Linked DNA regions of Homo sapiens: region 1 is linked to region 2. Evidence: chromatin contacts called from ENCODE Hi-C or POLR2A ChIA-PET data. All regions are on one chromosome and are shown on one strand. The core of a region is the stretch at or near the end of the contact, and the rest is flanking DNA. Distances in the headings are between cores, read along the strand shown.

Region 1 (6,308 bases), core at 3,168-5,667, 80 kb after region 2:
GGCTCATGCCTGTGATCCCAGCACTTTGGAAGGCCGAGAGAGGATTGCTTGAGGCCAGGGGTTTGAGACTAGCCTAGGCAACATAGCAAGACTCTGTGTCTCAAAAAAATTAAACAATTTGCTGGGCAGAGTGGCATGCACCTGCATTCCCAGCTACTTGAAAGACTGAGGTGAGAAGATCACTTGACCCCAGGAGTTTGAGGCTCCAGTGAGCTATGATGGCACCACTGCACTCCAGCCTGGGTGACAGAGCAAGACCCTGTCTCTAAAAGGAATAAAGAAATAAAACGTACAATAACCTGCCTAAATATTTCTATTCTTGCCTATCCACAATTACGTCCCCACAGGCTTACCATAATTGTCCTTTAAAAATATGAGTCAGATCAAGTCACTGATCTGCTCAAAGCCCTCCAAGATATTCCCTTTATACTCAAAATACAAACTCCTTAAAGTAATCTACCAGGCCCTGTGTAATTTGGCCCCACTTACCTTACCAAGCCTCCCTTCTTCACTGCATTCTCCAGTAGAAGCCTCCCTTTGGTTCCACATAAGAGGCTGGTCTCTGCCGGCTGCCCTGGCCCTTCCATCCATCTTCCTGGGATGCTTTTGCCAGGTTTGCCCCCTGCACTCTCAGACCTCCACTCAACTACCACCTTCTGTCCCCTTCATCTAAACTCAGTCCCACCTCACTCCATGATCTCATTCCATTTGTTTTAATGCACACATATATATAATAATTGCATTACATATATATGTTATGACTTGCAATTATAATGCAATTATACATGTTACTATTTGCAATTATAATACAATTATACTATAATTGCATTACATATATAAGTTACTATCTGCAATTATAATTACATTACAATTGCATATATATGCAATAACATATATGTACTACCTGCAATTATAGTTTACATTTATTTATTTATTATCTCTCCCTCCTTTTAAAAAATCTCATTAGCCACTGTACTTCCAAACCCTAGAAGCGTGCCTGGCACATAAAAGGTGCTGAATCATGGGTTGGAAAAATGGATCCTGTGTGTAGAATTTTGCAATATTTCCCCTCCTAAGCGCAGGGTTTTACTTTGATCTGGTTAAATTTTATTTCTAACTGTTGATTTCTCTGCTCACTGTTCACTTGTCAATATTATTTTGAATATTACTTTGTTGTTAATCATATTAGATATTTCTCTCAGCTGTTGATCATGAAAAATGTAAGTACTCCCTACAGTTGTATCAAGAAGCAAAAAAATGTAAGTTTCTAATAAGCTGTAAAATATGCAAAAAACTAGTTATGTGTGTTGCCAATATCATATATATGATTATATATGTATGAATATATATATGTTATGGATTGAACTGTGTCCCCTCACAATTCATATGTTGATGTTCTAACCCCTCGTGCCTTGGAATGTAACAGTACTTGCAGATTGGGTCTTTAAATAGGTGATTAAGTTAAAATCAGTCCATTAGGATGGACCCTAATTAATCTGACTGGTATCCTTATAAGAGGAGGGGATCAGGACACAAGAGAGATACCAGGGGCGTGCACACAGGGAAAAATGCACGCAGAGAAACAGAGAAAAGGTGATTATCTAAAAGTCAAGGAGGCAGGTCTCAGGAAAAGCCCTGCCAACTCTTTCATCTGGAACTTCCAGGATCTGGAACTGTGAGAAAGTAAATTTACCTTGTTTAAGCCACCAAGTCTGTGAAGTTTTGTTGTGGCAGGCCAAGCAGACCAGTACTAGATGTAAAATCAGGATAATACACAAAGGCCTGCTTCAGAAAAGAAATCAAAGGTCAGCCTACTTAGGGAAGCAGTAGGAACCATGAGAAAAGGACAAGGCTCCACAGTTGTGCCTTCTCTCTGCCCCATCCCATCCCTAGTTCACATGGGCTGGGGAAGCTGGAAGCTGAGGGCTGGCTGCAAACTAACCAGACGTCCTTCTTTATGCTGTCCCGGAGACAGCCCCAGCCTCTGCCCAAGCTTGGGGCAGGGAAAAAAGGGGACTTGGAGAGCACATAAGAGGGATATTTTACAAATGCCTTAAGAAGCTAAAGAAGACTAAAAACTGCAAGTGAGTGAAAGGTTATGCAATGTGGGCTAAGGTGGTGTTAAGCATTTCTGAAACTCATTGGGGAAAGAGGGATTTCAAAAGTATAGTTTGGAAGATTTCATAGGGGGAAAAAAAAATCATGATTATACCTCAGTGAATGGAGACTCTTCAATTAACCAATGACATTTATTGCATAGGCTAAGTACTTTTTTTCCTACCAAACTGGAACATGAGAAGAAGAGGGCAATTTGTAGGTAGCGTATTACCTGCCATCACTCATGCTTTGCTTATTTTTCATACTGCACTAATATCCTCCCTGGCTGCAGCTGTCTGGGCTGTTTTGGCTTACATATTTCATGGGCATTTAGGTACTGGATGCAAGGATTAAATTTGATGACAAATGAGAAGGTAGATTATAGTGGTGGGATTTTCACAAGTATAAAGCCACCACCTGACCTGCTGAAATCACAAGGGCAGGAATTAATGGCATAGAAGATACCACCATATATTCCTTGGTCACTTTTCGTCTGTCCTTGGAATAAGTTATCAGCTCCCTGCCAACCTCGTGCAAAGGCATGCACAATCTGAATGATATCCACAGAACACTGAATGATACTGTGTCCAATCTGGAAGCACGGGAAGTGGCACTCAGGAAGACATAAATCAGTTTATCATACCCAGACCAAAAAGAAGGAAGCAGACAGGACACAAACATTGATTTAATATGAGAGGCTTTACATATGTTACCCTCCTTTAATCCTTACAACAACCCTCAATTTTCCTGAATTTTATTCTAAAAATGGTGAGGCTCCGAGAGGTTATTATCTGCCAAGGTCACCTAGCTGGTATATGACGAAGTCAGGATTTCGGTCCAGATCCGTGTGACTTCAACCCTTGCTCTTTCCAATATACCCACTTTTTCTCCCTGAATGTTTCTTTAGATGGAGACTTTGCTTAACTGCAGCCTCCAAGAGGCATGAGAAATTCACATGGAGGACTTCTAAAGGAACGGGTGGAAGGCAATGCCTCCTGAGCCTTTGTATGTGAAAGGCATTCTGCTCAGCACTGCAAAGAACACAGAGAAAACCACCTAAAGATGCTCAGAATCTCATGCAAGGGCTGATTTACATGTCACTTTTCTTTGAAATATTTTTTTATTGCCGTAAGGGCACTTAACGTGAGACCTATCCTCTTAAAAAATTGTAGGCATACAATACATTATTGTTGATTATAAAGATATCATACCTCACAATTGTCGGGACGGCTATTACCAAAAAAAAAAAAAAAAAAGCATTCTGTCACTTGAGACAACACAGATGAATGTGGAGGACATTATGTTCAGTAAAACAAGTCAGGAACAGAAATACAAATACCACACAATCTCACCTACATGTAGAATCTTAAAAAGTTGAACAAATAGAAAAAGAGAGTAGAAAAAGAGACTGGGGGTTAGAGGATTGGAGAGATGTTAGTCAAAGAACACAAAATTTCAGTTAGATGGGAGGAATAAGTCGTAGAGATCTATTGCCTATCATGGTGACTATAGTTATTATACACCGGAAAATTGCTAAGAGTAGAATGTAAGCATTCTCACCACAAAAAAAAAAAAAAAAGGTAAACATATGAGGTAGGGCATATGTTAATTAGCTCAATTTAGCCATTCCACAATGTGTACATATATCAAAACATCATGTTGTACACCAAAAATATATATAAATTTGTCAATTAAAAATTAAATTAAACAAAAAACAAGTGTGGGCAAGGATATGGAGAAACTGAAACCAGTGTATGCTGTTGGTGGGACTGCAAAATGATACAGCCGCTATGGAAAACAGTGTGGAGGTTCCTCAAAGAGATAAAAATAAAACTACCACATGATTCAGCCATCTCATTTTTGGGTATATATCTGAAATAATTGAAATCAGGATCTAAAAAAGAGATATTATCACATCCGTGTTTATCGCAGTGAGTAAGAAATTCACAATAGCCAAGATAAGGAAAGGACCCATATGTTCACTGACAGATGAATGGATAAAGAAATTGTGGTATATACATACAATGAAATACTATTCAGCTTTTAAAAAGTGAAAAATTCTGCAATATGCAACAACATGGATGAACATTGAGGACATTATGCTAAGTGAAATAAGTTACACACAAAAAGACAAGTACTACATGATTCCACCTCCATGAGTCATCTAAAATGGTCAAATTCTTAAAATCAAAGACTAGAATGGTGGTTACCAAGGGCTTGGAGCAGAGGCAAATGAAATGTATTAATCGGTTTTTTTGAGAAGGTCATGGCAGACGAGAGGCAGGACTAGATTGCAGCTCCCACTCAGATGGACAGAGCAGTGTGTGTAGTCTCGCATTGTAAACTTTTGCTCCAGAACTACTGCAGAAATAATTCAGGAAAGCCAAGAGAACCCACGGACCCTCTGAAGGAAGCAAATTGCTCCTGCAGGACCCAGGAGACACCCCAAATACCGTGACTGCCCAAACTCTGGAAGTGAGAAAGGGGGATCTTCTGCCTCTGAACACACATGCTCACTAAGGAACCTGAAGGTCTACAACACGGAAGAAGATTCTGATCTAACCTGGAGCTGAGTCAATTTAGAGAGCCAAGCGAAATACAGGAGTAGAGGAAGCAGCGGGAAAAGCCCCGTGGGCTCTCTGCGTCCCCTGGGTAGCCATTTCCGCCTTGCCTCACAGGGGGCCTTGGGGAGGACTGCCAGAAAAGGACTGGGAAAAGGCCACAAGGAGAAGGAAACCTCCAGCTGAACTTTGTAATAATTCCAACCGCATGAGAAATCTCCTGGCCAGAACTCAAGGGAGGGCATGAATCCTGTGTGCAGACTCCACAGGTGGGGAAGCATGAAAGCCCTACTTACTTTCATAGCTGGGAGGTGAGTAGCCTGGAGCTAGTTCTCAGCCCTGCTCACCCACTGCCTGGAAACAGACTCGGTGCTGTTGGGGGGTGGGTACAGTGAAAGTGAGATCATCCTTTTGGCTTGCATGGGAGCTGGGTGAGGCCTGTGACTGCTGGCTTTCCCCGACCTCCCTGACAACCTACATGACACAGCAGAGGCAGCTATAATCCTCCTAGGAACATAACTCTATTGACCTGGGAACCACACTCCCATCCCCCACAGCAGCCACAGCAACACCCTCCCATAAGGAGAGTCTGGGCTCAGACACACCTAGCCTTGCCCCCACCTGATGGTCCTTTCTACCCACGCTGGAGCTGAAGACAAAGGACTTATACTCTGGGGAGTTCTAGGGCCCTGCCCACCACCTGATCCTCCCTATACTACCACAGCTGATGCTTTCTTGAAAGTGCCACCTCCCTGCAGGAGGCCAACCAGCACAAAAATAGTGCATTAACAACCGAAATTAAGGACCCTCACAGAGTCCATTTCACCCCCCTGCCAACTCCACCAGAGCAGATGCTGGTATCCACAGCTGAGAGACCCACAGATGGTTCACATCACAGGACTCTGTATAGACAACCCCAGTACCAGCCCAGAGCCTGGTTGACCTGATGGGTGGCTAGATCCAGAAGACAGATTACAATCACTACAGCTTTGCTCTCAGGAAGGCAAATCCCTAGGAAAAGAGAAAGTACTACATCAAGGGAACATCCCATGGGACAAAAGAATCTGAACAACAGCCTTGAGCCCTAGACCTTCCCTCTGACACAGTCTACCCAAATGAGAAGAAACCAGAAAACCAACCGTGGTTATATGACAAAACAAGGCTCTTTAACACCCCCAAAAAAAATCACTCCAGGTCACCAGCAATGGATCCAAACCAAGAAGAAATCCCTGATTTACCTGAAAAAAGAATTCAGAGAGTCAGTTATTAGGCTAATCAGGGAGCCACCAGAGAAAGGCAAAGCCCAATTTAAGGAAATTTTTTAAAATGATACAAGAAATGAGGGGAGAGATCTTCAGTGAAATAGCATAAATAAAAAACAATCAAAACTTCAGGAAACAATGGATGCACTTATAGAAATGCAGAATGCTCTGGAAAGTCTCAGCAATGCAATCAAATGAGCAGAAGAAAGAACTTCAGAGCTTGAAGACAAGGATTTTAATTAACCCAATCCAACAAGACAAAGAAAAAAGAATAAGAAAATATGAACAAAGGCTCCAAGAAGTCTAAGATTCTTTCAAACAACCAAACCTAAAAATAATCGGCAATCCTGAGGAAGTAGAGAAATCTAAAAGTCTGGAAAACATATTT
Region 2 (6,679 bases), core at 1,998-4,497:
AATTTAACACGTGGCATTGGAGCCAGACATCCAGCACTGCATGTCCTTGGCACATATTAAGAATCAGGGTAACAAGGAGGCCAGGCGTGGTGGCTCACGCTTGTAATCCCAGCACTTTGGGAGGCCGAGGCGGGTGGATCATGAGGTCAGGAGTTTGAGACCAGTCTGGCCAACACAGTAAAACCCCATCTCTACTAAAAATACAAAAAAAAAAAAAAAAAAAAAAAAAAAAAAAAAAATTAGCTGGTCATGGTGGTGGGCGCCTGTAATCCCAGTTACTCAGGAGGCTAAGGCAGGAGAATTGCTTGAACCCAGGTGGCGGAGGTTGCAGTGAGCTGAGATTGTACCACTGCACTCCAGCCTAGGTGACAGAGGCAGACTCCATCTTAAAAAAAAAAAAAAGAAAGAAAGAATCAGGGTAACAAGGGGTCTTGTTCTGGAGAAATTACCACCAATACAAGGGAAGACCCTCAATTCAGAATTGCTCTTTGTCAATGAGGAGACTTGCTAGATAAGAAGCCCCTAGGTTTCAGGCAGGAACATGCCCTTTTCAAATCCTGGACCAAGCAACTACATTTTTCTGGTGACATCGTAAGATTGCAGTGGGCACAATGGCAATGGACAGCGGGGCCCAAGAGGCACAGAGCAGTGGCTCCAGTTTTGTTTCAACCAAGCAATTGTGTCTCAGATTGATGTGCTGGACTATAGGGGCCCTGAGAGCTTGGAATTTTCACAGAAGAAGTGGGAATCCTAGAGGTCAAAAAAAAATAACAACCTTGCCAAAGTAATATGGGCTTGAGCTGTTTGATGAGAGGAATAAAAAGATATTCTCTTCCTTAGAAGTCCAAATTGTTGAGGTAGAACATCTTTGTTAGAGAGCTTCTTAGGTGTTTGTTGGCCTCTTCAACTAGAATTTGAATTGCTGGAAAGTGGAAACCATGTTCATTCATCACTATGTATTCTAGAATACGTTACAATTCTTTATAGTAGAGGTCACCATTTTCTGTAAAGGGCCAGATAGTAAAATTTTAGTCTTCTGGGGGCAGATAATCTTTGTTGCAGCTGCTCAACTCTCATTGTATTGCAAAAGCTGCCATAGATGACACACAAACAAATGGGCATGGCTGTGTCCCAATAAAACTTTATTTACAAAAACCACAGGCCACAGGATCATAGTTTTCTGACCTTGCTTTCCTGGTGGAAAGACGGTAAGTTCTGAGGCAAGATAATCCTTATTTTAGATTCTAGCTCTGCCTATCACATAACCTTTCAATCAGTTTTCTTTTCTGAACAATAAGGTGTAGTAATATACCATACATAGAAATGAAAATGATATCTGTGAGAGATCTTGAAAATATTTGGAGCATGAGAAAGTACTCAGTAGATATATTTCCCTAGTAGGTGCTTAATTCATAGAATTTAAATTTGAAGATGTTTTGCTCTAAAAAGTGTCTTGACCAATCTTTCCTACAGAGTTCTTTGCAGCTCATCTCGAGGTCATGTTTGTCATTGATTTCAGCAAAAAGGCTGTGCAATCAAAAAAGCTCAGATGGAATTTGGGGGGTAATTCCAATTGAGAGATGTTGATTTAAATCTCTAAGGCCAATGTACTAACTCAAAGTTGAAAGGAATCAGGGAAATGGAGCCTTCAGACTTACTGTGTGATTAACCTTTGGCACACAGAAAGAAAGAGCATAATAAATATGTAGCATTTGCTACACTCTTTTGATCATGAAATTTAAAAAAAGTAAGAGTCTGTAAACATTAGGAGATTGTTCAGGAGACTCTGCTGAATTGGATTAATGTCTCAACAAATCATCCTCTGATGAATTCCATAATGAGAGCATTTATTGACCTGCACGTTGGAGAAAACAACTTACAAGAAGAATTTGCTGTAAAATATGTGTTTAACGGGAAGAACAAAGCTAATGTTTGGAAAGCATTTTTGTTTGCCAGGGGTGTAAACAAAGTGTTTTATTTCCCCTTTCTCTCTGTGGAGCTCTGCTTGAAACATCATGCTATAATAGAGGCAATTACATATAAAGGGACAGATTGTTATGTTCGTTTCCAGTGAAAATGGCTAGACATATGAGCTCTGGCATTGTATGATTCAGGTAAGCGCCGCAGTCTTGGAAGGCTGACACCTAATTCCTCCCAGCCTTTTCAGTGTGCAAGGGGCTACTGTGCATTAAATCTCTAAGGCCGATGTACTAACTCAAAGTTGACTCAAATGCACAAAAGAGTGTGCATTTCTCTTTTGTGATGTTTAGTGCGAGCTGGATTGAATATTTCACAAATTGCTCCTTTCTCCACGGATTTTTGTCTTTCCATTTCTCTCACCAAAACTGCATATGAAATTTTCAAATTTATTTTTGAAAATAAGATGGAGGAGTGGATCCAATCATCTTGATAAAGAAGTTAGTGTGGAGAAACATCATGGCAAGGTATTAGAAGGGTGCCTTTGGTGAATTCTGACTACGAATGACCCGCGAAGGGACATGGTGTTAGTTACCATGCTACTCAACTCCTCAGAGTCTCTGTTTCCTCATTTATAGTATGGGAGAATAATAGCTACGCTTCAGGCAGAGGAAATTAAATGATAATGAATATAACACACATAGCCTAATAGCAGGCACAAAACATATGATCAACAAATAGCATCTGTTATTACATTTATTTATTTATTTATTTATTTATTTATTTATTTATTTACCCAAATCAGTAAGCTATGCTATTTTGGATACAGTGAGTTAGCTGAGGAAGTAGAACTGCTAAGAAGAATTTCGACAAAGAGTGGAGCTATTCAATAAATATTGCTTGATTTGATTTGGCACAGCCATCATTCTTATGCTCTGCTGGTTCCGAATTAGGCCATAGATATTTTCTCAGCTATTTTAATTAGAATCAGATGGAGGAAGAAACAGAGGCAATGAATATAAGAATCTGTTTTATATCACTCCCCCGAGGATGGACAGAGGAAATAATAGGTCTTTTCAATGTTTAATTTCAGTGACTCAAACAGGAGGAAATTTGCCAGGACAAACGGGGCTGTTTTGCCTCCCTGGGTGAAGGATAATTTGATACAAAGCTCCCTTTTCCAACAACAGAAGTTAGGACCATGACTCAGCAGACCAGACAGGCAAGAGACTAAAAAAAAGTCTCTGTGTGCCCTTCTGGACTTTGGATTGAAAGCTGCCTGTTTTATCTGGTCTGCTTATCATATTACTCCACAGTTGCAATAGGTGTCTTATTACAGTCTCGGCTCACCCCCATCAAAGCTATGTGCTCATAATGATATTGATGTCAAGACTGTGGCAGGTGAATAGAGCACTTTGTTGAGTGTGTCTCTAATTTCATGTGCCTAATGGTATGTGCGGTGTGCACCTGCGAAGTATAACCACATATGTACAGGTTGCAGGGAGGTGGTCTTTTTCTGCCTCTGCAGTGCTCAGGCAGAGAAATTCAACTTCACTGTTCATCTTCTATGAGCAGGCTGAGGAGGTTAATTATATCTTACATATCCTATTAAATCTAGCATTTGTCCTCCTTGGAGTTAGATTTATAGAATGAAGCAAAGCAATAAAGAAATTGTAAGCCACCCAAGTTACTGTAAGACCACCTGTGACCAAAGGATGGCTCAGTTTCCAAAAAGAACTCTGGGAAAATGTGCCATGTGACCCACATCCTTGCACATACAGCTGTTCTCCTTTATTTAGGCTGATGACACACATTCCCTAAGGCAGAGACCAGCAGGGTGCTGCACCCTGAGAACACATACGAAGCTTCATGTCTTTCTTTGACCCAACAGCCAACTCTGAGTTCAAAGAAAATAGCAAGTGGCTTAGTCCATTTGGGCTGCTATGACAAAATACCATACACTGGGTGGCTTATAAACAAAAACTATTATTTCTCACAGTTCTGGTAGCTGGGAAGTCCAAGAGCAAGATGCCAGCACATTCAGCATCTGGTGAAGATCTGTTTCCTGGTTAACAGATGACACCTTCGTGCTGTGACCTACCATGGTAGAAGGAGCAAGGCAGCTCTCTGCGGCTTCTGTGGCCCAGAGACACAATATGGACACTAATCCCATTCATGAGGCTCCACCCTCATAACCTAATTACCTCTCAAAAGCCCAACCTTCTAATACCATCACACTGGGAGTTAGGATTTCAACATATGAATTTCTGGAGGACACAAACATTTAGACCGTAGCAGCAAGAATGGGGGAGAGCCAGTTCAGATCATCTACAGGTTTTCTGGAAGCTAATTTAGTTTAGTTTCATTTAAGTTTAGTTTAGTTTCATTTTGCTCTTTCTTAATTCATTGCTGGATTTATTATTTTCTTGGTCATGAGCTAATTTATGCTATAGTAGAAAGGGGTAAATACAAAACACAATACCCAAAGCATGGAAAGCCTGAAAAGTGAGTAATATGCTTGTAAGCTGGCTTTTGGGGCAGTAGGGAGGGAGCCTGGGTTATATAGCCTTTGCCAGTTTCCACGGTGTAAATACTTCAGTTGTGTTCAATTTGAAGCTACCAACAGCTTAACAACTAGCTCTCAACATTTCTAAATATTTAACAATAGTCTCTTGCTAGCCAGTTCCAGAGAAACCACTGGGTAAGCCCAGTGCCAAGAGGCAACTCTTGTTAAGAAAATGGCTTACTTATCTCCAGTCGTTTGGCTGCACTTTTCACACAAGTATAGGTCTATATTATAAGTAAAATATTATATGCTGGTTTTCCTAGTGCTTGCTTTTTGGATTTACCCCATGACCACATTGTATGGATTTTTCATAAAGTGTTTAGTTAGCCAGCCTTTTTTTTTTTTTTTTTTTTTTTTTTACATGGAAGAAATTGCACAGGACTTGGAGGAAAACAGAACTAGGTTCTAATAGTGGAGTGACTGCTTGCTAGTGGTAAAGATATGGGAACATTACTCAACCTTGTGCAACCTCATGTCCTTACCTTCAAGGCGGAGATAACAAATACCTAATTCACAGGGTAAAAATAGTGGGCATTTATTAAGCAGACATAAAATTTTAGTTCCTTTCTTCTCACTTCCAACCCCGATTTAGTGGTTGGTTTTTTCTTCCTGCACACATCAGTCTTACCAATTGGGAATATCCTTCTTGGGCCCCTCCTCATGAGAAACGAAGAGCAGAATAGTATCATTGCATAAAGTGGCCTATATCCTCAGATGGCTGCGGTTTCTTAGAGAATCAGGCCCACCTTCTTAAGTTGCTGTGATTTTTTTTCAAGTTGACTTGCTAAGCAGAGTGGCCAAGTTCACAGATTGCTAGTCAGGAGGAAAAAGGGCTGTTGACGCATTTTATAGCTACTTGGATTCAGAGAATATCAATGCTAAAAAGGACCTCGTGGAAGAACTAACCCTGAAACTGCAAATAGGAGTGAAAAATATTGGTTATGTGATCATATAAATACATATAATATCAATATTGGTAACATGTAATGCATTTAGTACAATGCTTATATTAATAAATTTCATGCCTTTCTGTTGGAATGAACATATATTTAGTAGATCAAAAGTGTTTCACTGGGTATGGCCAATCTGAGAGCTTCTCTCTTTCTTTCTACTGGAAGAGGCAACATAGCATGAAAACAGACAATCAGGGCTGAAGAGGAAGACACAATACTGGATCCACACATAGCACAGACTGCTAGCTGCCTGCTGACCATTCTCCCTCTCCTTTTTATGAATAGGATTTCCAGCTGCGGAAGCCTGGGCCCCTGATGCCAGTACCAATATTGTGCTCCGTGTCCTGGGACTCATTTTACATTTAAGAAGACATAAACTTTTATCTTGTTTTAAACCCTTATTATTTGGGGTGTCTGTCCCATGCTGTGAGACCTAATCCTATCTGATATGTCACACCATCCAAATCCAGGAGATCTGGTCCCCAAATATATAAGGTGAATAGAATTGGAAAAGTGAGAAGCCCAACTGGACCAAAGAGCATGTGATTATAACAATCATAACAACAGTGGCCAGTCAGTGGTCACCTACTATGTACCAGGCAGTGTTTTGAGTTTGTAAATATGTCATGCTATTTAACCCTGTGAAGTAAGTATTGTTGTTCTTATTTTGCTCAATGGTGAAAGAATAACTCCAAGGTCACTTTAGACAACCTGGAATGGAGCTAGGATTGAACCATAAACTTGTCTGACTCCAAATCTCATAATCTTAACATCTTGTCATCAGCTTTTTCAAAGAAATAATGAATCTGAAAGCACACATGCATGGTCTCAAAAACCACAGTCCTTCTATAAAGCTTTTAAGTATCTGTCAGGGCCCTAATCATTTCTGCAACATGAATGAAATGGATGAAAATTAATTTTAATATTGGTTTTACATTAATATGGAAGCTAATGTTTGAACTAGATCAGCCAAAGAGTCCCAGTGCTTATCTAAAAAGCAAGTGACTAATGTATGGAGAAATTCATAATTCTGTACTCTACATACCCTTTAGCATTTATTTTTCCTTCTGGCTGTAGATTTTTACAGGATAATAGATGATTCTGCCTGTGGAATACCTCACCTGATTCCGATTTTTCACTTGAATTCATACTCCTCTGACTGGAAAAGAATTCTTCATTTCTATGGCAACCAGGGTTTTGTTCCCTGTCCCCTCCATTTAAAATTCCAAGCAGATACCCTTTA

What was found. Hi-C counts contacts between places; a loop is a spot of excess contacts on that map. ChIA-PET counts read pairs that join two places held with the same protein, here RNA polymerase II (POLR2A). Pooled maps may share reads with other maps.
Region 1: a loop to region 2 is called in a map of PC-9, with 13 times the contacts of the local background. The contact joins two enhancer-like sites. A Hi-C loop is called at or near these places in 3 of 168 maps with a recorded cell type or tissue (Calu3, PC-9 and mammary epithelial cell) and 5 of 50 pooled maps. POLR2A ChIA-PET finds 5 or more read pairs at or near these places in 2 of 52 experiments (PC-9 and activated naive CD4-positive, alpha-beta T cell).

Annotation. Positions count from the first base shown.
Region 1 is chr15:91,455,105-91,461,412 of GRCh38, reverse strand. The region is part of intron 2 of LOC107984778 (a long non-coding RNA gene); the gene reads left to right. Among named protein-coding and RNA genes, the nearest start is that of CRAT37, 5.1 kb to the left of the region's middle. Within about 2 kb of position 4,417, at least 5 of the 41 ENCODE cell types and tissues checked have a DNase peak (open chromatin) inside an H3K27ac peak, as active enhancers do; they include PC-9, where a contact is called at or near this core.
Region 2 is chr15:91,533,444-91,540,122 of GRCh38, reverse strand. No RefSeq gene overlaps it. Among named protein-coding and RNA genes, the nearest start is that of CRAT37, 73 kb to the right of the region's middle. Within about 2 kb of position 3,247, at least 7 of the 41 ENCODE cell types and tissues checked have a DNase peak (open chromatin) inside an H3K27ac peak, as active enhancers do; they include PC-9, where a contact is called at or near this core.